3 separate regions of the Homo sapiens genome follow, and regions 1 and 3 are each linked to region 2. Evidence: chromatin loops called from intact Hi-C (ENCODE). Cell type or tissue: heart left ventricle. All regions are shown on one strand. Region 1 overlaps SMC5 (structural maintenance of chromosomes 5). Region 2 overlaps SMC5 (structural maintenance of chromosomes 5). Region 3 overlaps KLF9 (KLF transcription factor 9).

Region 1 (8,000 bases), 54 kb before region 2:
ATTGATTTACCTTTTTTTCATTTTTCTTCTTTTTTGATGTACTTATATGTTTATTTTTTCTTTTCTTACCATCATCCCATTCACTCTTATATAATGTTGCCTTAGTGTGCCACTTAATTTTTTTTTAGCAAATACTCCTATGACATGACAGGCATCACTTTCACCTACATGCTGGTTTTTATTTTTCTTTTGACCCATTTTCATTTTGTTTTTTTTTTTTATTTTTACCCTTTATACTTGAGTTTCTTTTGCTTCTTTATACATCCCTGTATCTCTTCTTTATTGACAGATTAGAGGTAAGTCACATTTTCGTAGCCATTAAGATATGTTTCAGATAACAGGATGGAAGTCTGAGAATCTGAACTGGTGATAGAAATAAACGCTCAGTGATTATCAGGACTGTTATTAAATCATTACACTGGTATTTACTATTTCTGAAGTTGTCCCAGAGGACAAATTTACATTAATAAACCTGTTTTGATATCAAAACAATCTTTTCTTACATTTGGTTTCTGCCTGTATCTTGATTTTTAGTATATGTGTTAGTTTAAGGTAGGGCATTAACTTCTGTTTGTTGAATTATTTGCAAGGAATATGAAAATGTTCGTCAGGAATATGAAGAAGTAAAACTAGTTCGTGACCGAGTGAAGGAAGAGGTCAGAAAACTTAAAGAAGGGCAGATTCCTGTAACATGTCGAATTGAAGAAATGGAAAACGAGCGTCACAATTTGGAGGCTCGAATCAAAGAAAAGGTACTTTTTGGTTTCAATTTTGGATTATCTGAATTTTATTTTAGCAAATATAAAAAATATTTTGCAGGTGTTTGAAAATATTTTCAAGGGTTTTCTTGTATCTTTCATTTCTTAAGTTTTTTAACCAGGAATTCTGCCACCATAGGATTTTCAAGGACATACTTATTACTGTGGAAGTGTTGCTACTTTATAGGACTTCCAAGATATAAAGAGAGAAAAGTGAAATATGATTTTTTTTAGGTACAAGAGGATTCATAGTGGTATTCCTGGAAACACTGAGCTCTTTTTGTGAATATATTATACATCTGCTTTGTAATTATACACCCTTTTGAAGGAGGGCAATATAGAAAATCTGATGTTTTTGGAATAGATAATAGAATAATATTCCCTGTATTTTAAAAGTATAACTAGATATTTTTTATGACTATGGCTTCTAACCTTCGGTGGATTTTGAAGTTAGAGATTATTTGAGAATTGTTTAAATTCCTGCTTCTAAAATAACGCAGTATAGGCAGATCCAAAATCGTGCATGAGATTTTGGAGATTCATGGATGCACTGAAGTCAAGGTATTGACCCCTACTTAAGAACCTCTGATATGGCTGGGCACAGTGGCTCATGCCTGTAATCCCAGCACTTTGGGAGGCTGAGGCGGGCGGATCAGTTGAGCTCAGGAGTTCAAGACCAGCTTGGCCAACATGGTGAAACCCTGTCTCTATGAAAAACACAAAAAACTTAGCCAGGCATGGTGGTGTGTGCCTATAGGTCCCTGCTACTCATGAGGCTGAGGCAGGAGGATCACTTGCGCCTACGAGGCAGAGGTTGCAGTGAGCTGAGATTGTGCCACTGCTCTCCAGCATGGGTGACAGAGCGAGGCCCTATCTCAAAAAATGTATATAATAATAAAAATTTAAAAATAAATCAATAAAGAATCTCTGATATAAATTGTCAGTTGCCTCAAATATGTAGAATTATTTGTAATTAGACCAGCGGAATTTATGCTATATATAGGTAATTTTATGAAACCAGAAAACCATTCACAACCTTTGTGTACTGTATACCCCTGATGTTGGCCACTGTGCTTGAAGATGGGTGTCAGTGATGGTAAAGGGTGGATCTTAGCCTGGCACTGCTATTGGGAAAAAATTGTATGAAACATGATTTCTGCTATTGAAAGATCATTTAGGAGATAGTGTGTTATGAACTTAGCAGTATTTTTTTTTACAGGCATCATCTCTATTTTTAAAGGTTTTAAAGATTGTGTTTTATTCTTGTGAATATGCTACTCCAGGGTTTTTGTTACTGAATTTAAGATTGCCATTTATACAGGTTTGACTAATGTAAGTTTCATCTTTTGTTTGTAAAAAAAGAAGTTATGTGGAGCTCTTCGATTTCTAGATGTGATTGTACTTTTCTCTTTTTAGGCACCTGAAAGTCAGAAAAATGACTTCTTGAGCTAGATTGTACCAGATACTATGTTGAGCATTTCTACTGAGTGAGAAAGGCCATATCTAGGAATATAAAGTAAACTTTGTAACAGAGGAAATGAATCAACAGTTTTGACTTTGCTACTATCATGTGGGAAAAGCTCCACTATATCTTAATTCTAATACAGGTTAAAGTGAGTTAAAATTATTGCACTCAAGTCCAAAAAATTAAACAGTTACTAAGATCAGATAAAGGTTTTAGGACTTGATTAGATCTGATTCTGAAAAAGCGTTGCCATTGGTCATTTTAAATGTTACGGGGAAAAGGAATTGTAGATATTATCTAGACAAGCCCCCTCATTTTATTGTTACAGATACTGAATACCAGTGATAACACGACTTCCTCAAGGATATGAAACTAATAATTGGCAGTCGTTGTTATGTTAATGATGGTTGGTTATAGTTAAGTTGTGGATTTGTAATTGCTTTTTTTGGTTCTTGAATTTTCTGTTACTGTAAAACTACTTTTGTAGTGGAAAATATGTACATAATAAATTTGAGATCTCTTAATTAAGGAAACATATTTAACCCTTTGTTTTGTCTATTTATAACAGAAGCCCAGCTATTGTTATATTAGGCTCATTGTCAAACATCCATGAGCCTAATTTATTTATGTGAAAATCTGCATGGCCTAAGATGTTTTAGAATTATTTTCCTAAAGAAATAATTCTGAAGTGGTACCTTATGTCAGTCTATAGTAAAAGTAGTTATTAGCACCCATAGCCTTGCAACAGAACACAGTGGTTAATTTTGTTTAATATTCATGCTGTTCTTCTTCCTGCTCATTCTGTTCCAGCAGAAAACTTTTTCCAATACTTGTAATTTTTTTTTTTTAATTCCAGGCAGGTGATGAAGTGTTATGGACAGGGCATAGCTTTTGAGACACACAGACCTGTATTTTAAATCCTCACTCAGCTGTCTGACCTTCAGCAAATCGTTTAGTCTCTCTGAGTTTTAGTCTCCTCAGTCAGGTGAGGACAATAATAGTAATCTTTATCTTACATGATTAGCATGTATGATTTAAGCATACATACATCAGTGTTACTAGCATCAGAAAATTAATTTTCCTCTATCAGAAGAAACTATTGTCTCTTGGCATCAGAGATCCACCGGAGACATGATTTCCTAGGAGGGCTCACAGCTAAGATTTATTACAGCAAAAGGATGCAAAACAGTCAGGAAAGGGAAAATGCCCTGAGGACAAAGTCTAGAAGAAACCAGGCACAAGCTTCCAAGGGTCCTCCCCCAGAGAAATCACACAGAATGTGCTTAATTCTTCCATCATCAAATTATGACAACATTTTAAAAGTCCTGTCTACAAGGGAAGTGCATTACAGACTCAGCACCCAAGGTTTTTATGGGCGTTAGGCAACTAGGCCTTCTAGCAGCATGTTGTTAACTTCCAGAATGCAAGAAGGAAAGCAGATGTTCTGCATCAGCCACATTGTTTGTACAAACACGCACAGTGAGCCACTCTTATCAGTTAGGAAATGGTAGAAACACTCCCAAAATCCAAATTTCCAGACAACAACCAAGGACCGACCTTGCAAACAAGCCTGTCCAAGAATAGTAGTCTTAGTCTATAATGTTGTTTTCTGTATAGCCCTGTTTTCTACTATGTTTGAATTACATATTATAGGTGTTAATGATGTGTAATATGTGTCTATAATATGTCATGTATGTGTTTTATGTGTTAATGAAAAATATCAAGGAGGTAGCATACTTGGTATGATAGAACTCTGCATTTGAAATCAGACCTGATTTTTTATAATTAGTTTCCATTTTTTAGCTATGTATAAAGGTTACTTGGCCTCTTTTGAGCCCTACCAGTCAGTAATATTTGTCCTGATTATCCTGTAGGGTTGTTTTTAGGATCAGATGAAATAAGACAGGAAGATAAATGTAAAGAGAAAAAACATGCATGCGTATTACTGCAACTGTTTATTAATATCATTAGGAATAACCTTTTATAGACTTGCAAATAACTGTTGGTATTTTGTTGATAATTATGGATTTTGCTTGATGTAAATTGTTGTGGGTTAACTCGATATTTGAATGGGCAGGGCCATATAATTTGCTTGCATGAGTTTTTAACTAGCTGTCCCCCCCTCTCCCCGGTTTAATTTTACAGGCAACAGATATTAAGGAGGCATCTCAAAAATGCAAACAGAAGCAAGATGTTATAGAAAGGAAAGATAAACATGTAAGGTTTCATACTAAAATTTTTATTACATTAAAGTTTGCTCTAACTTTTGTTTTCAAATACAGATTATGAGACAGATTCTTGTTGGGGAATGGCCAAGATCCTCTGCATTCTCTATTTCTTAATCCGAGGGAAAGTAAGATTTGGAAGTATAGTAGTTGCTCAGAGGACAATTGTGGAAAATTTCTCAAAACTACTAGCAGCTGTGCCTTATGATATTTGTAGCTGGGTGGCTGTAGTTTTTTAATAGGATAATGGTGGATTTGGTTACCTTAACAGCAAAAACTAAGGTCTAAGGGATTTATTCTGTTGTTGTTTAAAACACAGAAATAGACCTTTTATTTTGAAAAATCAGTGATGACGCTTATGTAGAAAATGCGTATGTACCTTTATGCATGATTGAAATTAATGAGACAAAGTATACTTAAACTATGGAACTTTTCGTCTTTTTTTTTTTTTTTTTTTTTGAGACAGGGTCTCTGTTACCCAGGTTGGAGTACAGTGGTGTGATCTTGGCTCACTGCAGCCTCCGCCTCTCAGGCTCAAATAATCCTCCCACCTCAGCCTCCTGAGTAGCTGGGACCACAGGTGCATGCGACCACACCCAGGTACTTTTTTGAATTTTTGTAGAGATGGGTTTTTGCCGTGATGCCCAGGTTGGCCTCGAACGCCTGAGCTCAAGCTATCCACCTGCCTTGGCTTCCCAAAGTGCTGGGATTGCAGGCATGAGCCACTGCCCCTGACTGGAACTTTTTATTATATTTTTATTGTTGAGTTTTACTCTGTTTTGATATAATCTTGGTTTATAGCTCCAATTTCTAGAAATGAAGACACTTACATTGTAAAACTTTAGCCTACTGCAGGTAATTTATTGCTAAGGAAAAATCTTGTTTCAATTTGTAGTATCCTGTTTTTGATATGTGCAGCTTCTCAATCTGAGAATATAAATTAAAAGTTTTTAAAGTTTTTTTTCCTTTATAATATTGTTTTTTCTTAGTAGATTTTTGTTTCTTTTCTTACTTTGGTTTCTTGCTTTCTTCCTGGAGTCTTTCCTTGCTTATCTGAGAATCTTTGGTTCTCTTTATGGTTAAAAGTAAGGCATTAAAAGGCTGATTACAAATTTTTCGTGCGTGGGTGGGCCTGACGACAAAATTATGTTAGGATGATTAGGTAAGAAAGTGGGCTCTTTTGCTAACAGATGCCCAAATATATGTGTGTTTCTATTCTTCAGGACCATTCTGAGACTAAGTTTTGAAATTACCTGCCTTGGGGGTAGACATGTAACTTCAGGCATTTCTGATGGTTGAAGCATGGTGTTAATCTCCTAGTTCTCAGCCTCACCCCTTTTTCTATCCCTTTATTTTAAGTCCCAGGCTGCTCATTTAATTTCTCCAAAGAATTAACCACAAATGTTCACAGAAGCATCTTGGTTGTCAGTGTTATGTGCTTAGGGTTGTGTATGTTGGGAGAAGGGGATTGGGATGAGAAGGAGGATATGAATAATTGCATTCTATGTGATGTTGTTTCTACTTGGCATTTCCTAGTCCTAAGAATTTCTGGGGTTTTTGTTTGTTTTTATTTTTTAGAAGGAATAATCAGTTCTTCACATCCCTTTCTTTTTCACTCACCCTTTACACTATGGTTCCTATAATATACTGCTAAATTTGTTACTTGTTTTTCCATCTTCTAAGTATTTATTAAACTTTCCATTTAGTGATCTCTCTTCCCTTTCTTTTGTCCTCATGGGATGGATCCCTTTTTACTCCATTCCTATTATTTTATTAGGGTTAGGCAGAAAAAGACATAAAACTCATCCTGTATCCCCAGACGCAAATACAAAGTTGGTAGATTGCCTCATGTTGAACTTCCCTTATATTCCTGTCATGAATTTTAATTGATGTTTTAATATACTGCTGTATTCAACTATAAAATTTTGTATTTAGGATTTTTTGAACTGTGTGAGATTGGCCTATACTTTTATTTTTTGTTCTTTCTTAACTGGTTTTGTTTTCAGGCTTATGCAGACCTGGTAAATAATTTAATACTCTTGGATCAGTTTCAATCATTTATATTTCTTCTCTTCCTATCACTGATATTTGTGTATCCATTTTTTCCCCCTTATCATATTTGCCAGGGCTTGTCACTTTGTAAGTCTTTTCAACTAATTTTTTTTAAAAATCAACTTTATTTTTTGTTGACTATTTAATAATTTCCTCTTTCTTAATTCATTTTTCTGCTTTGAGTATTTTTTAACGTTCTTGAATTGTAAAAAGTGTGTTTCTTTTATTTTTCATCTTTCCTAATTTTTAATAAATGCATTATAGGATATAAATTTTTGGGCATCATTTGGCTACATCTCACGTGTGTTGATTAGTAGGCTCTTTGTTTCAATTTAAGATATTATAATTTTTATTTAAATGTTTTCGTTTGAGGTTACCTAGCAGTTCTTATTGTTTTAATTTCTATGGATATGGAATTTTTTAGGCTTTTGAAAAATGTCAAGTTCTACTTAACACTGCTTTATGGTCAATAAATGTGGCCTTTTGACTTTTTTAAAGAATTTTTTGAGACTTTTTTTTGGCTTTTATTGTGTGTTTGATTTTTGTACCTATTCTTCATGTATTTGAAAAGAATGTGCATTCTGTCTTCAGGTGTGGACATATGTATACACACACATATATACATACGTTAGAATAGGCTTACTATAATTATGTATACTCGTATGTTCTACTTTTTTGTTAACCTACTTGATTTAGTTTTTGTTGTTGTTGTTGTTGTTGTTATGAGACGGAGTCTTGCTCTGTCTCCGAGGCTGGAGTGCAGTGGAGCAGTCTTGGCTCACTGCAGCTTCTGCCTCCCCGGTTCAAGCGATTCTCCTGCCTGAGTCTCCCAAGTAGCTGGGACTACAGGCATGCACCACCACGCCTGGCTAATTTTTGTATTTTTAATAGAGACAGAGTTTCACCACGTTGGCCAGGCTGGTCTCAAAGACCTGACCTCAAGTGATCCACCTGCCTTGGCCTCCCAAAGTGCTAGAATTACAAGTGTGAGCTACCGCACCTGGCCTGATTTAGTGATTTTTAAGGTGTCAGTATCTCCTTCTATGAGTATAGGTTTGTCTATTTTTCCTTGTAATTATATCAGTTTTTGCTTCCTAGATTTTAAAGCTTTCTTATTTTGTTTTTATTTCTGTACCATGTTTTAGTTTATGTGCTGTAAATAATACTGGGTTTTGTTTTGAAATTTTTTTCAATTTGATGGCAAATAAAGGAGTTTAAACAGATGAAGAAGTTTAAACAGTTCACATTTACTGTTATGTTTTCTACTTATTATACTTTTTACTTGATTCCTCCTCTCTTTCTATTTTCTGTTGCTGTTAACCAAGGTTTTCTCATTCTATTTTTTATTCTATAGGTTGAAAGTTAAATTTAGTCCTATTCTAGTGATTACCTTAAAATTTTAAGTGACACATTTCTAACAAAAGAGTTCATCAGTATCTTTATTCTCCCATCTAATTAAGAAAAAAAAATTAGGAAGCTTATACTTTCTCTTCCTGTAAT
Region 2 (8,000 bases):
CCTCTTCAAACCCTTTGACTTAAGAAAAAAACAGTGTTGCTAGCAGATAAGCAACTAGGAGCATGCAGGCACAAACACACATAGCCAAACGAAGCTGAAGATTAGGTTTGATATGCTAGGGCTGGGCAAAATCCAGAGATGTGGAAGACAAGAAAGTCCTCTCCCCCACTCCCCACCTTCACCAAGAACAAAGGAAGGAAAGGATGGCAGAATGAATAGCAATAGTATTCTAAATAGGTAGTCGGTGTCCAGCAAAAAGCAATCAAAGGTAAGTTCCAAATGGGAGTGAAGAAACTGAACTAGCTACCAGAGGAGAGCCTCATCAGGGCTTATTTCCTGGGCATGTGGGGAATGTCATCTGCTACTTTTTCATCTGTTCTATTGGTAAGTAATTGTAGAGTCCATGCTGAAGTTACTTCATTGATTGAGCTTATGAATGTGGTTGTTCCATATAGGAAATGTTGTTATAAAAGAGGTTTCATGAAGAAGTTGACCCATCAGGCAGATACTATTAATATGTGTAGCTTTAAATCCAGTAACACAATTGTATTGGTCCGTTTTCATGCTGCTGATAAAGACATACCCGAGACTGGGCAGTTTACAAAAGAAAGAGGTTTAATGGACTTACAGTTCCATATGGCTGGGGAGGCCTCACAATCATGGCGGAAGACAAGGAGGAGCAAGTCACATCTTACATGAATGGTGGCAGGCAAAGAGAAAGCTTGTACAGGGAAACTCCCCCTTATAGAACCATCAGATCTCGTGAGACTTACTGTCATGAGAACAGCACAGGAAGGACCTGCCCCCATGATTCAGTTGCCTCCCACCAGGTCCCTGCCACAACACGTGGGAATTCAAGATGAGATTTGGGTGGGGACACAGCCAAACTATATCAACAATACAATATTTGATTCTGGTGCCTGAAGTTTTACTTTTACATCAGTATTAATGAGAACTTAAGAAAACGATTTGTTTGTGTCATGTTTACAGAAGTATGAAATCAATGGCTTTGGAGTAAGTATGCTCTTAAACTGTAACCCACACCTGACACAGTGAGAGATACTCTTCCAATAGCCCTTATAGATGGACTGAGATTAGTACAGGTTGGCAGGGTGTTCTCTTCTGATCCATTTTATTAGTAAATAGGATAAATACTGTGTTTTGGGATTTGTTTTTTTTTTTTTTTTTTTTTTTTGGAGACAGTCTTGCTCTGTCACCGAGGCTGGAGTGCAGTGGCACAATCTCAGCTCACTGCAACCTCAGTCTCCTGGGTTCAAGTGATTCTCCTGCCTCAGCCTCCCAAATAGCTGGGACTACAGGCGAGCGCCGCCACACCCTGCTAATTGGCTAATTTTTGCATTTTTAGTAGAGATCGTGTTTCACCATGCCTGGCCTCAAACTCCTGACATCAAATGATCCACCCGCCTCGGCCTCCCAAAGTGCTAGGATTACAGGTGTGAGCCACTACACCTGGCCAAGAAATACTGTTTTGAGTAGAGCTGACTGCCGTGTTTCTGGAAAGTAGGAAAGTTTTTGGGGAGAGGGTTTTGTTTTTAATCAGTGAATTACTAATTTTTTTTTTTTTTAACCAAGACAGCCACTTTCAAATTTAAAGTTAAAATTCCTGTAGTTGAATGCATTTTGGTTATTCAGAAAGCACAAATAGCCACCATAACTCGTTATGTATTATTTTGATTATATTTTAATAGTGCATAATTTCTCAACACATTTGCTGTTTTGTTTTGTTTCCTTGAGAACGGGTTCTTACTCTCTCACCCAGGCTGAAGTGCGGTGGCATGGTCAACAGCTTGCTGCAGCCTGGAAATCCTGGGCTCAAGCAATCCTCCTGCCTCAGCCTTTCCAGGTATCTAGGACTACAGGTGCATGCCACACACCTGGCTAATTTTTTATTTGTAGGGATAGTTCTCACTATGTTGCCCTGGCTGGTCTCAAACTCCTAACCTCAAGCAGTCTTCCCACCTCGGCCTCCCAAAGTACTGGGATTACAGGCATGTGCCACCATGCCCAGCCATTTGCATAATTTTAAAGTTAACTGGAGAAACTTAGCACATTTTGATTCTCTTTTTGTTCTTGTTCCTTTTCCTTGCCCTTTGCCCAATTTAGCCATTACCACATTACTAGTTCACCTCTTTCTAACTATCACGGCTACCACTCTGTCTAGGCATTAAGTCCTAATAGCTGTGGCCTCACTTTTTATGAATTTTGCACTCGTTTAACTGCCAGAAAAAAAAAATTGTGCTGATTTTTATATTCTGCTGCAGAAATCTACAGCTTTATAATATTATACATCATCCAAAGCTTTACAGTAGTCTTCTAATGTCTACTTCCAACTTCTAGCCTTTTTTACCTTGGTTGGCTATTCCAGTGTTCCTACCATTGTTCATAACCTCTGTATCTTTCCCGTATCGTTTGTTCACCTTTTTCATTCTGAGTCCATTGCTGCTTTTAAGACCAGAACTCTTCCTTGACACACATAAGTAACTTTACTTAATACTACCTCTGACTTTATTTTGCATTTCCTCAGCAATATTTTACACCACTCTGTTTTTCTTATTCATATGTTGATTTGAAAGTTCTTAAATGATCTGAGTGTACCTATAGTTCCAACTACTTTGGAGGCTGAGATAGGAGGATCACTTGAGTCCAGGAGTTCAAGTCCATCCTGGGCAACACTGTAAGACCTTATCTCTAAAAAAAAATAAAATAAAATTTTTTAATGCTTTTCATTGATAAATGCTTTACCAGCCCTTTTGTAAGGTTCTTTCATTTCTTGTTGTGCATACTTAATAAATGTTTGTTGCTGTCTGATCGTAGTCATTAGCCACACATTTGAAAGAGTCAAGAATGGGCTGGGCACGGTGGCTCACGCCTGTAATCCCAGCACTTTGGGAGGCCGAGGTGGGTGGATCACGAGGTCGGGAGATCGAGACCATCCTGGCTAACGTGGTGAAACCCCATCTCTACTAAAAATACAAAAAATTAGCCGGGTGTGGTGGCGGGCGCCTGTAGTCCCAGCTACTCGGGAGGCTGAGGCAGGAGAATGGCGTGAATCTGGGAGGCGGAGCTTGCAGTGAGCCGAGATCACACCACTGCACTCCAGCCTGGGCGACAGAGCGAGACTCCGTCTCAAAAAAAAAAAAAAAGAGTCAAGAATGATGACTAAAATTATGTAGTAGAATAGGTGTATGATAGTTCACTTTCTCTTTTACCTACTCTTGTTTTCTTCTCATGTTTGCTGCCATTTACCTGCACATGATTTTTATCTATCTCATCTGTTCCTGCTATGCAGCTTCACTTGAACCAAAGAGAAATTTTTTTTTCCTACTTGTCCCTTTGAACACATGGCAGGTTGCTCTGAGGAACTATTGCTACCACTTGGTTTTGTCCTTTTTTCTTTCTTGAAAATAAATTCACAAAAGAAGATTGACACAAAATTTCAGGGGAGATTGTATTTATGAGGGGACCGTGGAGTTTGATACTTTCTCAGATTTTTGGAAGGTAAATAGGGCAACAGACCTATAAAACATCCCCTGAAAAAGGTAGATGGTGGGAAGCCTCTCTTTGGTAATGTCACTAACTTATGGGCTATTTTTAGGACAAATTAGTAAGCTGTGTGTGAATCCAAATACAGAGGTCGATAAAAATTTCTTGTTATTTCGTTTTTGACCATGGGCAGGTTTCCTAACCACTCCAAGCTTAATCATTCTCTGCAGCCATAAGTATGATACCTACCTAATTTGGAGGGATATTATGATATTCAGTTTAATAATATATATCAAGATGCCTAGTGTGCTGCTTAGCATGAAGCCAGTGTTTCCTTTAAAAGTGTAGATTTACATCAGAATTAATATTAGTTATAAAGATGGAAAGTTGTTACATTTATTTGCTTATTCTAATACCAAATTTAGGAGCTCTGTGCTTTTCATCTGACCTCTCTTCTGCCTACCTGCTTGCCACTCCCTCAAAAAAGAACTGTTTCAGAGGAGACTTTTTTTTTTACTTAGATGAAATTTTGAAGAAAACATTTTACAAAGAAATAGTATTATTCCCATTATTTTATTGTTTATGATTAAATTAGTTTAAGTAGAATTTATGGTCTTGTGTATTAAAAGTTAAGATTATTATTCTAAATTTCTAGCATTACATTAAAATTTAAAGTTGACTTTCTAAATGAATGATTTTTATATTTTTAAGTGTGTATTCTGTCTGGTAACTAAAACAAATGGTTAACATTTGAATTTGAAATCAACTAAATTGGAATGATGTTTTATTAAAGGAAAAATGAGGGAGAAATGTGTTAATTTACAGCTAATGTTTTAGTAAAAGTTGATGATACCTAGAACTTAATTTTATTCATATAGAAAATGGTTTTCATTTTATTTGATTCTTATTTTAATGAACTGTTACTAAAATAACAGTTTTAATATATACAGTTTTCATAAGAAATTCTGTGAATAATTCTTACTTCTTCCACAAGAGGGCCTTCTTAGAAAAGCTTTTTCTTGTTTAATGTCGAGGTATTTCTGTACAATTTCCATGAGAAGTGAACTTTCCATAAAAAGAATTTTAGAAAAAAAGATAATACTTACAAATTTTTTCTAGGGTATATAACTACAAAGTAATCTTTTTTGAGATGTTAGTGGGGGATATTTTGTACATTTCACTCATTTCTTATCTTACATCTTAAACAGATGGAGTATTTTCTATTCTCTATTAACTATTAAAGGCTAGACTCTAAGCAGAAATGTAGATAAAGCCTTTTCACTAGTCTGACTTTACAGCATTATCTGATATAATTATATATGCCTTCCCACTTCTACCCTTAAAAAGCTCAGCAAGAATTGTGGTTTTAAAAACAAAAAGCAAAACAAGTGCCATGTGAAGATCTCTATCACAAACACATATGTATAGAATATTTTCTCAGATAAATATTTTATTACACATATGCCACCAAACAAACTATTAAATGAGGTTTTGTCTTTCTAAGTCCAGAGCTTCAAATTATCAACTCATTGATACTTCTTTTCCATAATGTTCTAATACTTTATTTTAGCAAAGTCCAGAGGAACAAGAATCAGGAATAGAAGAAATTAGGAGTATTTAGTTTCTATCCAGCTGCTCCTTGTTTTGCATTTGCCTGAGTACAATGGTCCTTAGCAGAGTAGGGGTGATTGGGAGTCTTTAACATTTTCTTTTATTTCTCTCAAGCTATAGGGACTGAGGAATTTATTCAAGGAAACTATAGTACTAAGTGGTTAGTATAAAGGATTGCTTGCATTTTCAGTTTGGTCCAGTATCTATCCTTTCACTTTTCATAACTATTGTCTTGGTTTAGTTTATTTGCTATCAAACCCATGTGCATAAAAGTCACCTGAGGGCCCGCTTAATAATACAGGTGTCCCCAGTTAGAATGGCATTCATTAAAAAGTCAGGAAACAACAAGTGCTGGAGAGGATGTGGAGAAATAGGAACACTTTTACACTGTTGGTGGGACTGTAAACTAGTTCAACCATTGTGGAAGACAGTGTGGCAATTCCTCAAGGATCTAGAACTAGAAATACCATTTGACCCAGCCATCCCATTACTGGGTATATACCCAAAGGACTATAAATCATGCTGCTATAAAGACACATGCACACGTATATTTATTGCGGCACTATTCACAATAGCAAAGACTTGGAACCAACCCAAATGTCCAACAATGATAGACTGGATTAAGAAAATGTGGCACATATACACCATGGAATACTATGCAGCCATAAAAAATGATGAGTTCATGTCCTTTGTAGGGACATGGATGAAATTGGAAATCATCATTCTCAGTAATCTATCACAAGGACAAAAAACCAAACACCGCATGTTCTCACTCATAGGTAGGAATTGAACAATGAGAACACATGGACACAGGAAGGGGAACATCACAGTCTGGGGACTGTTGTGGGGTGGGGGGAGGGGGGAGGGATAGCATTGGGAGATATACCTAATGCTAGATGACGAGTTAATGGGTGCAGCACACCAGCATGGCACATGTATACATATGTAACTAACCTGCACATTGTGCACATGTACCCTAAAACTTAAAAGTGTAATAATAATAAAATAATAAATAATAATAATACAGGTGTCCAGACCTCAGCCCCGGAGATATTAATCAAGTAGATCTGGAATGTGCTTAGGCCATTCCATATCCCCCACCCCCAGCTGTTTTTTGTGCCAACCAGAGTTTGAGGGTTAGTGAAAAGAGCAAACCAGACCTGTTTTATTTCTCAGAAATCTGCTAGTTCCGTAACCTTGGGCAAGTTTCTTAATGTGTCTGAGCCACATCTACAAATAGAGATAACCCTTTTCTTTAAGATCATAATTGGGATTAGAACAATTAACAGGATAGTGGTTGTAACAGTGCTTGACCTACAGAAGACATTTAGTAGATGAGATACCTTCCCTGTTGCATGTGAAATTTTTGCAGTCTGGCCCTTGTCCATTTTACCAACTCTGATCTTTTACATCCTTACAAATTCCTCTCCTCCAGCCACATTAGATTACTTGTTTCTTAAATAAGCAGGTCTTTGAGGCTCATATGCCTTAAAATTCATAATCACCTGTCCTTGGAATGTCATCTGCTGTATATGTTCCTTATTTCTTGTCATTTAAGGCTGTTAAGTTGTCATAGCTTCTGTGACCACTCTGACCTTCCCTACATACATACTCTGTCCAATCTGCTCCTGCTGAGAGGTGCCATGCTGTAATGAAAAGAGCATGTGTCCTGTAAGCAGACAGGGATCTGAATCATGACAGTCTCTAACTAAATGTGTGGGCTTGGGCAAGTTACTTAATTCCTTTCAGTCTCTTTTTTTTTTTTTTAATGCGCTAAATGAGGATAATATTACTGTGCAGTGTTTGTGAGAAATAAAGGGAATAATGTATGCGAAGCACCTAGCCAAGGGCCCAGCACATAAGCATTCGGTAAAGAGTATCTGTTTCTGTTATGATAATGATCCTGTGTCCTTATTCACCTTTCTGTGACCAATGCGGATTATAATACTGGCATTTAATAGGTTCTCAGTAATTATTTGGTGAAGGAATAAATAGGTCCATGAATAAATAAATACATGGAAGGTACTTGGAAAACTATCAAGCATGATTTAAAGGTTCTAACTACATTTGAGTGCTGAGTTTTGTCATATGAAGCCTGTGTACTGTGTATCTCAAATCTGATTATAATATAATTACATGACCGGGCCTGGTGGCTCACACCTGTAATCCCAGCACTTTTGAGAGCCCAAGGCGGATGGATCACTTGAGGCCAGGAGTTGGAGACCAGCCTGGCCAACATGGTGAAACCTTGTCTCTACTAAAAACACAAAAATTAGCCAGGCATGGTGGTACACATCTGTAATCTCAGCTACTCGGGAGGCTGAGGCGTGATAATCACTTGAATCTGGGAGGCAGAGGTTGCAGTGAGCTGAGATCACGTCACGTCACTGCACTCCAGCCTGGGTGACAGAGCAAGATTGTCTCAAAAAAATAAATAAATAAGTAAATAAATAAATAAATATAATTACATGGAGCTAAGCTAGACTTTCAGGAAAAGGCAGTAAAATTTAAATTTTACACCTCTTATGGATTAGAGAAATGCCAGGTTATTGATGTGCTGATGTATTTTAAAGTTTAAGTTCAAGTTTAACCTTTATAATAAAAAGAGTCATTATTTAAGAAACAGTTTCAGATAATTTGATTATCATTATAATCAGAATTCAACAATATTTAATATGTGGTAGTTTAATAAAACATCCCTCTGCTTTAACATTAACATTCAAATTTTCAAAATAAATTTTTTTAATAGCAACATTTCATTGAATTGGATGAAAATAGACAGAGATTATTGCAGAAATGCAAGGAACTTATGAAAAGAGCTAGGCAAGTATGTAACCTGGGTGCAGAGCAGACTCTTCCTCAAGAATACCAGACAGTAAGTATAA
Region 3 (8,000 bases), 52 kb after region 2:
TGAGGACACAGACATGTGAAGACTAGGGAAGACCTTGGGAAGACAGGGATGAAGCCACCATCTACAAGCCAAGGAGAGAGGCCTCCAATGAAACGAACCCGTCCCCTGCCTCTACCTTGGACTCCCAGTCTCCAGAACTGTGAGGAAATAAAGTTCTGTTGTTTCAGCCACCCAGTCTGTGGTTGTGTGTTATGGCAGCCCAAACTAATACAATGAGAAAGTTGCTAACATCTCTAAGCAAATGAGCTTGCCATTTGGTACCCTATGGGTCCCCTGGAAAGTATTTTTTCTGTTTTATTCCACACAATTGCTGGTTTCATAAATTCTTTCAAGAGTAAAAAAGCTGAGCCTTTTTGCTAAATTTCTTGGTGTTGTAGGATGGAAAAGAATTGGCATTGGGTCCAACCAGCCTCCTACCTGGAACGAGCATTTCTCCCTGAGCTCCTGAGTGCAGGGGCCACTCAGCATCTGGTTGTTCCTGAGCATCTCTGTCACATCTTTTATTGATATAAAATCTGCCTTCCTGCAAAGGCCATACTTTAAGTCATATTGTCTTAACACTAGAAGTAAGTTTGTGCCAGGTGTGTAATCCCTCACGCCTGTAATCCCAGCACTTTGGGAGGCTGAGGCGGGCAGATCACCTGAGGTCAGGAGTTAAGAGACCAGCCTGACCAACATGGTGAAACCCCACCTCTACTAAAAATACAAAAATTAGCTGGGTGTGGTGGCGTGCGCCTGTAGTCCCAGCTACTTGGGAGGCTGAGACAGGAGAATTGCTTGAACCCAGGAAGCGAAGGTTGCAGTGAGCCAAGATCATGCCACTGCACTCTAGCCTAGGCGACAGAGTGAGACTCTGTCTCAAAAAGAAAAAAAAAAAAGAAATGTTTGTTCCTTCTGCCACATCATAATCCTTTAAATATCTGCAGACAGATATGTCTTTCTTTAATCTCTTCTCCCATTTCCAAACAATTCCAGTTTCTTCTATATTCCTCATAAAAGATGAACTAACATTGTTCTAAGCATAAAGCTAAGGGCTTCCCGTGCCCTTCTCACTGAATTTTCACAAGCACTCCACAAGGTTGCCCCATTTCACAGATGAGAAAACTGAGACTTGGAGGGTTAAACTCTGTACTCAGGGTCACATAACTGGAAAGCAGAGTAATGAACTGGCCCTGTCTACCAAGGCCCGTGCTCTTGGCCACTTGGCTGTCCTGACTCCTGGGGGTCCTGGGGACTTGACAATTTCCACATCCCTCTTTCCGATTGCTTTCCTTGGATTCACACTAATGTCTGTGTCCCACTGAAAATGCAGCTAAGTCCTGCCTGCCAGATGTTATCAGGCCAGCATCCATAACCTCCTGCTGCTCCCCACCCCACAAGATGAAGGCAGGGGAGGTGAAGGCCATGTCTGTGTTTGGGGAGGACATACACAGGCAGACAAGCAGACGAGCTGTTGAAGATGAGAACCACACTTGTTCCACTTATAAGTGACTGCCATCGCCCTGGCTCCCAAGAGCCTGCCTCTGCCTACTCTTCACACCTTTCCAAGCACAGCTGACAATAGCTGCTGCATAGACAGAGGACACACAGCCTCCTGGTTTCCGCAGAACTCTCCAGACACTCCTTGGCTAGGTGTGAGGAGTGAATATTTTCTCACTCCTGTCCCGGCCTTCCCAGAACCCATAGAGAAACTGCAGAGGCTGGGAGCTGTCCAGCGTGGTGCATTTGAGTCATCCAAAATTATTCATTCTATTTTCCCCAGCGTCTCTTAACCTGTGCTGATGAGATGCAGAAATATGATAAAACAACCAAATCTATCACCTTTGTGATAATCTATTCATGATGAAGGCTCTCTGCTGTTTTCTAAGCAGAGCAATAGTCATAACAACACCCTGTACAACGTACTTTTCGAGGAAACCCAATGTGGGTAAAACGAATCTGTAGCAGTTGATTCTCTATGTGCAGATCTACGTATAAACCCTTATGGAGCTCTGAGCTGAAAAGCTACGGCAGCAAAAGGCAATAGCAAACCAATGAATGCTGGGCCCTACTCAAGGTGGATAAGAGCTAGGGTTATTGATGCATTTTGATGCTCGGGGATGGGGCTGCAAAGAGGAAAAAAAAAAGAGTTTCCCGTGAAAAACTCAATAAAGACATGGAGTTGAAAACTACACTTCTGCAACTTCCATTAGATAAACAGGATTTTAACCCACTTCAGCAGACTTTTGAGCAAAAGTCAAAATACAGATTGTTACAACCCCATCAAGGCTGAGCTTCTTGAGGCAAAAATAATGTCATGTATGACTTTTGTCCTACTCATGGTGCCAAGCATTTGGTAAATGCTCAAACTTTACACACACACACACACATACACACACTCTCTCTCTCTCTCTCTCGTCCTCCTCCTGGTCACTCACATTGAAATCTGCTCAGATATTACTGGCTACTGGAGAAACCTGAGCTATTGCAGAATTAGACTGCAGTGAAGTCCTCTTTAACCCCAGTGAAGCAGTTATGGGGGAAATGTTTTTCTAAACATGTTCTATGAAAAATATAACAAGGGGTCAGAACTCATAGAATGGTTAAGTTGCAAAAAGCCAAACCAAACCAAAACAAAACGCCCTCTCTGCTCGGTCCTTTTTGGAGCCCTTTCTCCACTCCCTTCTGATGTGGCGGTGAGGAAAACAATGAAAGGAAGAGCTCAGTGTTTTCTCAATGCTTGTTAAGACAAAAACTCATTAGAAGTGGTTTTCTTGGAGGAGTGCTAATGTGGCTTAGCCTCCTCACTGGCATGTGTACTCATTTCTTTCAAGTGAGTCATGAGAGGAGGGGGTTCATTTAGTTGGGGGATCTGTGTCCACTGTGGGGAAAATGGACCAGAAGACCATTCAGCTGTGGGCTAGGACTGGAAAAGGAGTAAGATACTCTCGCTGTGTTAGGAAGATGGCTTTCTAGAAGTGACCATGGAAAACTGGCATGAAGCCATCAGAATAGGAGAACTATTAAGTTTCTATGCTTGTGACTTACATATATTTCAAGTGTAATCAGGGTTTGTTCCCACTGAATTCACTTTCGACCTAGCTGACAGTGATACTCTCTTGACTGCCCCTTGGAGCTGTCATTTTGTGATGGTTCTCCTTGCTTCTAATCCAAGTGCTGTCATTGACCTAGCGTCCTTATCCCTGAAGTGTTTCACAGAGAGCAGAGAGGGACACCCACAGAGCCCCGAGAAAATCAAGAGCAAATAGAAGCTTCGTTAGACTCATGTAACTTGTATAATTCAAGTTTACCATTTTTACGCATTTAAAAAAGATCTGCTTGGAAGTGAGTTGCTAGTATAAAAGGCCCGGGATCATTTTGATTTATCTGGCATCCTTTGGAAAACTTTAAAAACTTTTTGGTCAGTGATCTAAATCAGGGGCTAGCAATCCACATCCCACTGGCCAAATCTGGCCTGCCATGAGCTAAGAATAGCTTATACCATTCTTATATTCGGTTTTTACCAAGTGGTTGAAAAAAATTAAAAGAATATTTCATGACAGGAGAAAGTTATATGAAATTAAAATTTCCTTGTCTGCATATAGTTTTATTGGAAACAGCCATGCTCATTGGTTTAAGTATTATCTACAGCTGCATTCTCAAAACAGCAGTGTTGAGCAGTTGCCCACAGAGACTGTACAGCCTGCAAAGCTGAAAATATTTACTATCAGGACCTTTTGCAAAAAGTTGGTTGATTCCTGATCTCAATCAAAAGACTTGAAGCTGGGTGTGGCGTTGCACACCTATAATCCCAGCTACTGGGGATGAGGCATGAGAATCGCTTGAACCCGAGGGGCGGAGGTTGTGGTGAGCCAAGATCACGCCACTGCACTCCAGTCTGGGCAACAGAGTGAGACCCTGTCTCAAGTAAATAAACAAATAACAGAGGACTTGAACTTCTAACTGGCCACCAGAATTTGTAAATTCAAATGTCTTCAGGAGCCAGACACAGGTCGGGGACAGGGTGGGAGCAGGTGCATTCAATCATGGATCATAATGGATTCCATGGTGAACTGAACAGGGTGCTTCCCCTACTTAGAGGCATTCAATTTCAACATTATAAATTATGGTGCCACCCAGTGGTGTGTACGCAGGCTGGATTCTGCTTAGGGACCTACAATTTGTAGCCCTTTGAAAAATCTCCCACCTTTTTAATACAGTGGAGAGTTTGGATCTAACATGCCATGATGTTGAATCTAACATCCCAGCATATAAGTTAATGACAGTCATATAATAAGGTATTATTTAGAAAATGATAGATGTTTTGCACTTAAGAAAGCATGGAATGGGGAAGTCACATGTAGACGAGAACAGAATTAAGGCTGAATGGGACCAGAGATGATCTACAGAGGAGGAGAGGACTGGCCTAGAGAGACGGTCACTCCACCTTCGTCTGGCAGCCTGGGGGAAACCAAGTCAGGCCCTCTCTTTGAGGCTCGGTGCTAAGGTCTAAAGGAGAATGGTCAGCCTTCACGCTGAACAAATCACACAGCAATGCAACTATCAATTAGAGAATCTTTAAACCTGTCTTTAGTATTAATGAGAGAGTTACCATCCTCCTGGGGATAGGGAAAAAAATACCCAACACACTTGTACCACTGCATTATTTCTGGCCTTCACAGGAAAACACACCCAGAGGCAGTGACACAATAAACTCCACTTTACTGGAGCAGAGCTGTTAACAGCACAAGTTTCTCTGAGTTCTCATTATTTATATACCACTCCCCGCCCCTTTCAGTAACAAGCTAAGCACCTCTTGCTGACTGACTCAGCTCAGAGTATAAAATAAATGTGATCAAAAAAGCTACTGAACACTGCGCACAATGTGTAAAAGACTTCCTTTGCAGAGACAGTCATCAGGCCTCCAGAATTCTCCTGGGCCTACGGAGGGTGCAAGAACAGTGGACTGGGGCCCCCTGGCTATGTGCTTGCCTACTTAGCACAAAAGGACACTTGCTGCTTTTGAGAGGGAGCCTCCTCGACTGCTGATTAGTTGATGATGCCAAATGAAGCCCATTTTTTTGTGGGCAGTCCTGAAACGAATGGAGGTGAGTTCTCCATAGAGAAGACAGAGACCGGGTACTTGCCAAGTGCCAAGCTTGCTCACTGGACATAGGCAACCCTCCCCAGACTCCCTGAGCTGTCCAGGCTGCCACTGAAGTCCTGCCTGGGGTCAGGGAGGCCTGCCATCTGAATGTCGTCTCTTTCCTACCTGGTTCTTCTCATCTTCCCTGCCCCACCCAAGTCCAGGGATGGGTCTAACTTTAATGGAGACAGGAAAGTCAAAAATACAAAATCAAAAGCTTCCATTGCATCTAGCAAAAGTAAACCAATCTGGTAAAAAACAAATCTAAGGGATTTAGGCCTCCTTTTCAGAACAGAGCTCAAACAGTGCCAATTAAGAATTAAAGTTTCTTGCAGATGTAGAAAATCAAGACTTCTTCTAGAAGAAAAATAATGCTCAGCCGCTCAAGATGGATCACTTGAACACAGAAGTTCAAGACCAGCCTGGGCAATGTGGTGAAACCCCATCTCTACCAAAAATACAACAAATTAGCCAGGCGTAGTGGTGCTTGCCTGTGGTCCCAGATACTTGGGAGGCTGAGGCGGGAAGATTGCTTGAGCCCAAAGGTTGAGGCTGCAGTGAGCTATGATTGTGCCACTGCACTGCAGCCTGGGTGAGAGTGAGACTGAGACCCTGTCTCAAAAAAAAAAAAAAAAAAAAGAGTGGTTTCTGATTGCAAAAACAGCACTAGGATTCCATAGATAAAAGAAGAATTTGGGCTGGCTGTGGTAGCTCACGCCTGTAATCCCAGCACTTTGGGAGGCTGAGATGGGAGGACTGCTTGAGCCCAGGAGATCAAAACCAATCTGGGCAACACAGTAACACCCCAACTCTACAAAAGAAATGTAATTTTAAAAAGGACAATTTGATATTATTAAATCATACTGATATTATTCCCCCATTTAACAGCTCATACACACACACACACACACACATTTAGTATCATTTAATATCATATACACACTCTTATCGTGTACAAAATAGTATATGATAAAATTGAACAACCATCCCTAATAAAAGCTTTCAGGAAAATAAAATAATTCCTCAGCAGTATAAAAGATCAGCTCTGAAACCTTTCCTCTGCAAGGTCAACAGTAAAATAAAGGTAGTATAACTACTAAAGTCTAGCCCAAAGCATAAATGGACACCCGCTCCCATTGCTATAATTTAACATTTTCCAGGAAATACTAATGAGTGCAATTAGATAAAATAAGAAGTAAATGGTGAGAAGAAGGGGGGGTTATAAAATAAGAATTATTTGCAGTTGACACAACTTTCTCTTTGAAAAAATTCAAGATAACTGAAAAATCTAATCTAAATTAAAGGTGCATTCACAGATGTAACTGTACAAAAGAGCACTGGCTTTCTTATATGCCAGCCATAACCAGTCAGAATAAGCCTAACAATAAAAGTTCAGGACCTTGGTGAAGAAATGCATAAAGCCTCAATATAAAAGAAAATGAACAAACAAAATGCTTGCCATGCCTTTGGATGGTAAGGCTCAATGGTGTGAATATGGCAATTCTGTACAAATTCATCTACGGAATTAACACACACCGTAAGAATTTCTTTTTCTAGAACTTGACAAAGTTATTTCTGAAGTTCATTTGGAAGAATAAACATGCCCAACTTGCCAAGAAAATTTTGCGGAAGAACAAATAATAAGTGAGCACTTGCAATACTAGTTATTAAAATGGATTATTAAAGCTGTAATAATTAAGATAGTGAGATAGCAGCACAGGAAAAGACAAATCAGTGGAACAGAGTAGGGTCTGAAAATAACCTTAAGAATCTATAGGGATTCTGTACATGGTAAATGGGGTATTTCAAATCAGTGAAACAGAAAATGTTTAATTCAGTAAGTGGCTTAGATGTCAGGTAAAAGAAAAAAATTAAATCTTAGTCCCTACCTCATACTTTTCACTCAAATGATTTCCAAATGGGCTATAAATGTAAATGTAAAAAATAAAGCCATAACGATAAAATATAGGTGAGCATTTTTAGAATCCTGGAATAGAGACTTTCTAAACATGAAACCAAAAGCAAAATCCTACTTGAAGGATAGTTTTGAATACGTAAAAATGTTAAACTTCTGCATGTTAAAAATATATATAAGTAGAAAAATTTAAGAATCAAAATAAATTAAAAGAAATTGAAGCATATGACAAAATGTTAAAATCTGTAACACAGAAAGGACTTGCAAATCAAAAAGGAACAGCCCAACTTAATAAAAGTGGGCAAGGATGCAAATAAATAATTTATAAAGTAAGAAATACTGGCCAGACGTGGTGGTTCATGCCTGTAATCTCAGCACTTTGGGAAGTCGAGGCAGGCAGATTGCTCGAGCCCAGGAGTTTGAGACCAGCCTGGGTAACATGGCGAAACCTCATCTCTACTAAAAATGCAAATATTATCCAGGCTGTGTGGTGCACACCTACAGTCCCAGCTACTCAGGTGGGAGGATCACTTGAACCAGTGAGACAGAGGTTGCAGTAAGCTGAGATTGTGTCACTGCACTCCAGTCTGGGTAACAGAGCCAGACGCTGCCTCAAAATAAATAAATAAATAAATACATAAATAAAATACTAATGACCAAGAAATAAATACGAAAATATTTAATATTTCATACAAAAATATATTCAATCTCACAAGTAATCAAAACATGCCAATTAAGACACCAGCAAGATATCTGTGAGGCTAGTGAAAACGTTAAAAAATCTGTTCATACCGACCACTGGTGGAGGCATGAGGAAACAGGCCCTCTACCACACTGGTGGGATTTATAATTAATCCAGGGCCATCTGGCAATATTCTCCTGCAGATTATTTTTGGCAATTAATTTGATAATAATTAGATAGAGACATGAAAAGGGATACCAGCATTGCTTATGAGAGCT

Evidence for each region. Peaks named below come from ENCODE experiments on the same cell type or tissue, not always from the same donor. Only the 100,000 strongest peaks of a DNase experiment are listed, where the experiment ranks them.
Region 1: it touches region 2 in a loop (5-fold over the local background); 3 of 110 quality-filtered maps call a loop at or near these places.
Region 3: a loop joins it to region 2, with 2.4 times the contacts of the local background. A loop is called at or near these places in 50 of 110 quality-filtered maps.

What each region holds. Positions count from the first base shown.
Region 1 is chr9:70,281,832-70,289,831 of GRCh38, forward strand. SMC5 (structural maintenance of chromosomes 5) reads left to right here. Exons shown (of 25, transcript NM_015110.4): 7 at 591-752; 8 at 4,369-4,440. Among named protein-coding and RNA genes, the nearest start is that of SMC5, 27 kb to the left of the region's middle. In heart left ventricle, no CTCF peak of the experiment used is centred here; no DNase peak of the experiment used is centred here; H3K27ac peaks cover 1,265 bases.
Region 2 is chr9:70,336,280-70,344,279 of GRCh38, forward strand. It overlaps SMC5 (structural maintenance of chromosomes 5), which reads left to right. Exons shown (of 25, transcript NM_015110.4): 18 at 7,865-7,990. Among named protein-coding and RNA genes, the nearest start is that of KLF9-DT, 74 kb to the right of the region's middle. In heart left ventricle, a CTCF peak has its summit at 4,486 (motif pointing right); no DNase peak of the experiment used is centred here.
Region 3 is chr9:70,388,281-70,396,280 of GRCh38, forward strand. All of the region lies in intron 1 of KLF9 (KLF transcription factor 9), which reads right to left. LOC124900273 (a long non-coding RNA gene) reads right to left here. Exons shown (of 2, transcript XR_007061576.1): 2 at 4,777-8,000. Among named protein-coding and RNA genes, the nearest start is that of KLF9-DT, 22 kb to the right of the region's middle. In heart left ventricle, a CTCF peak has its summit at 4,118 (motif pointing left); a DNase peak (open chromatin) is centred at 1,668; H3K4me3 peaks cover 862 bases; H3K27ac peaks cover 2,123 bases.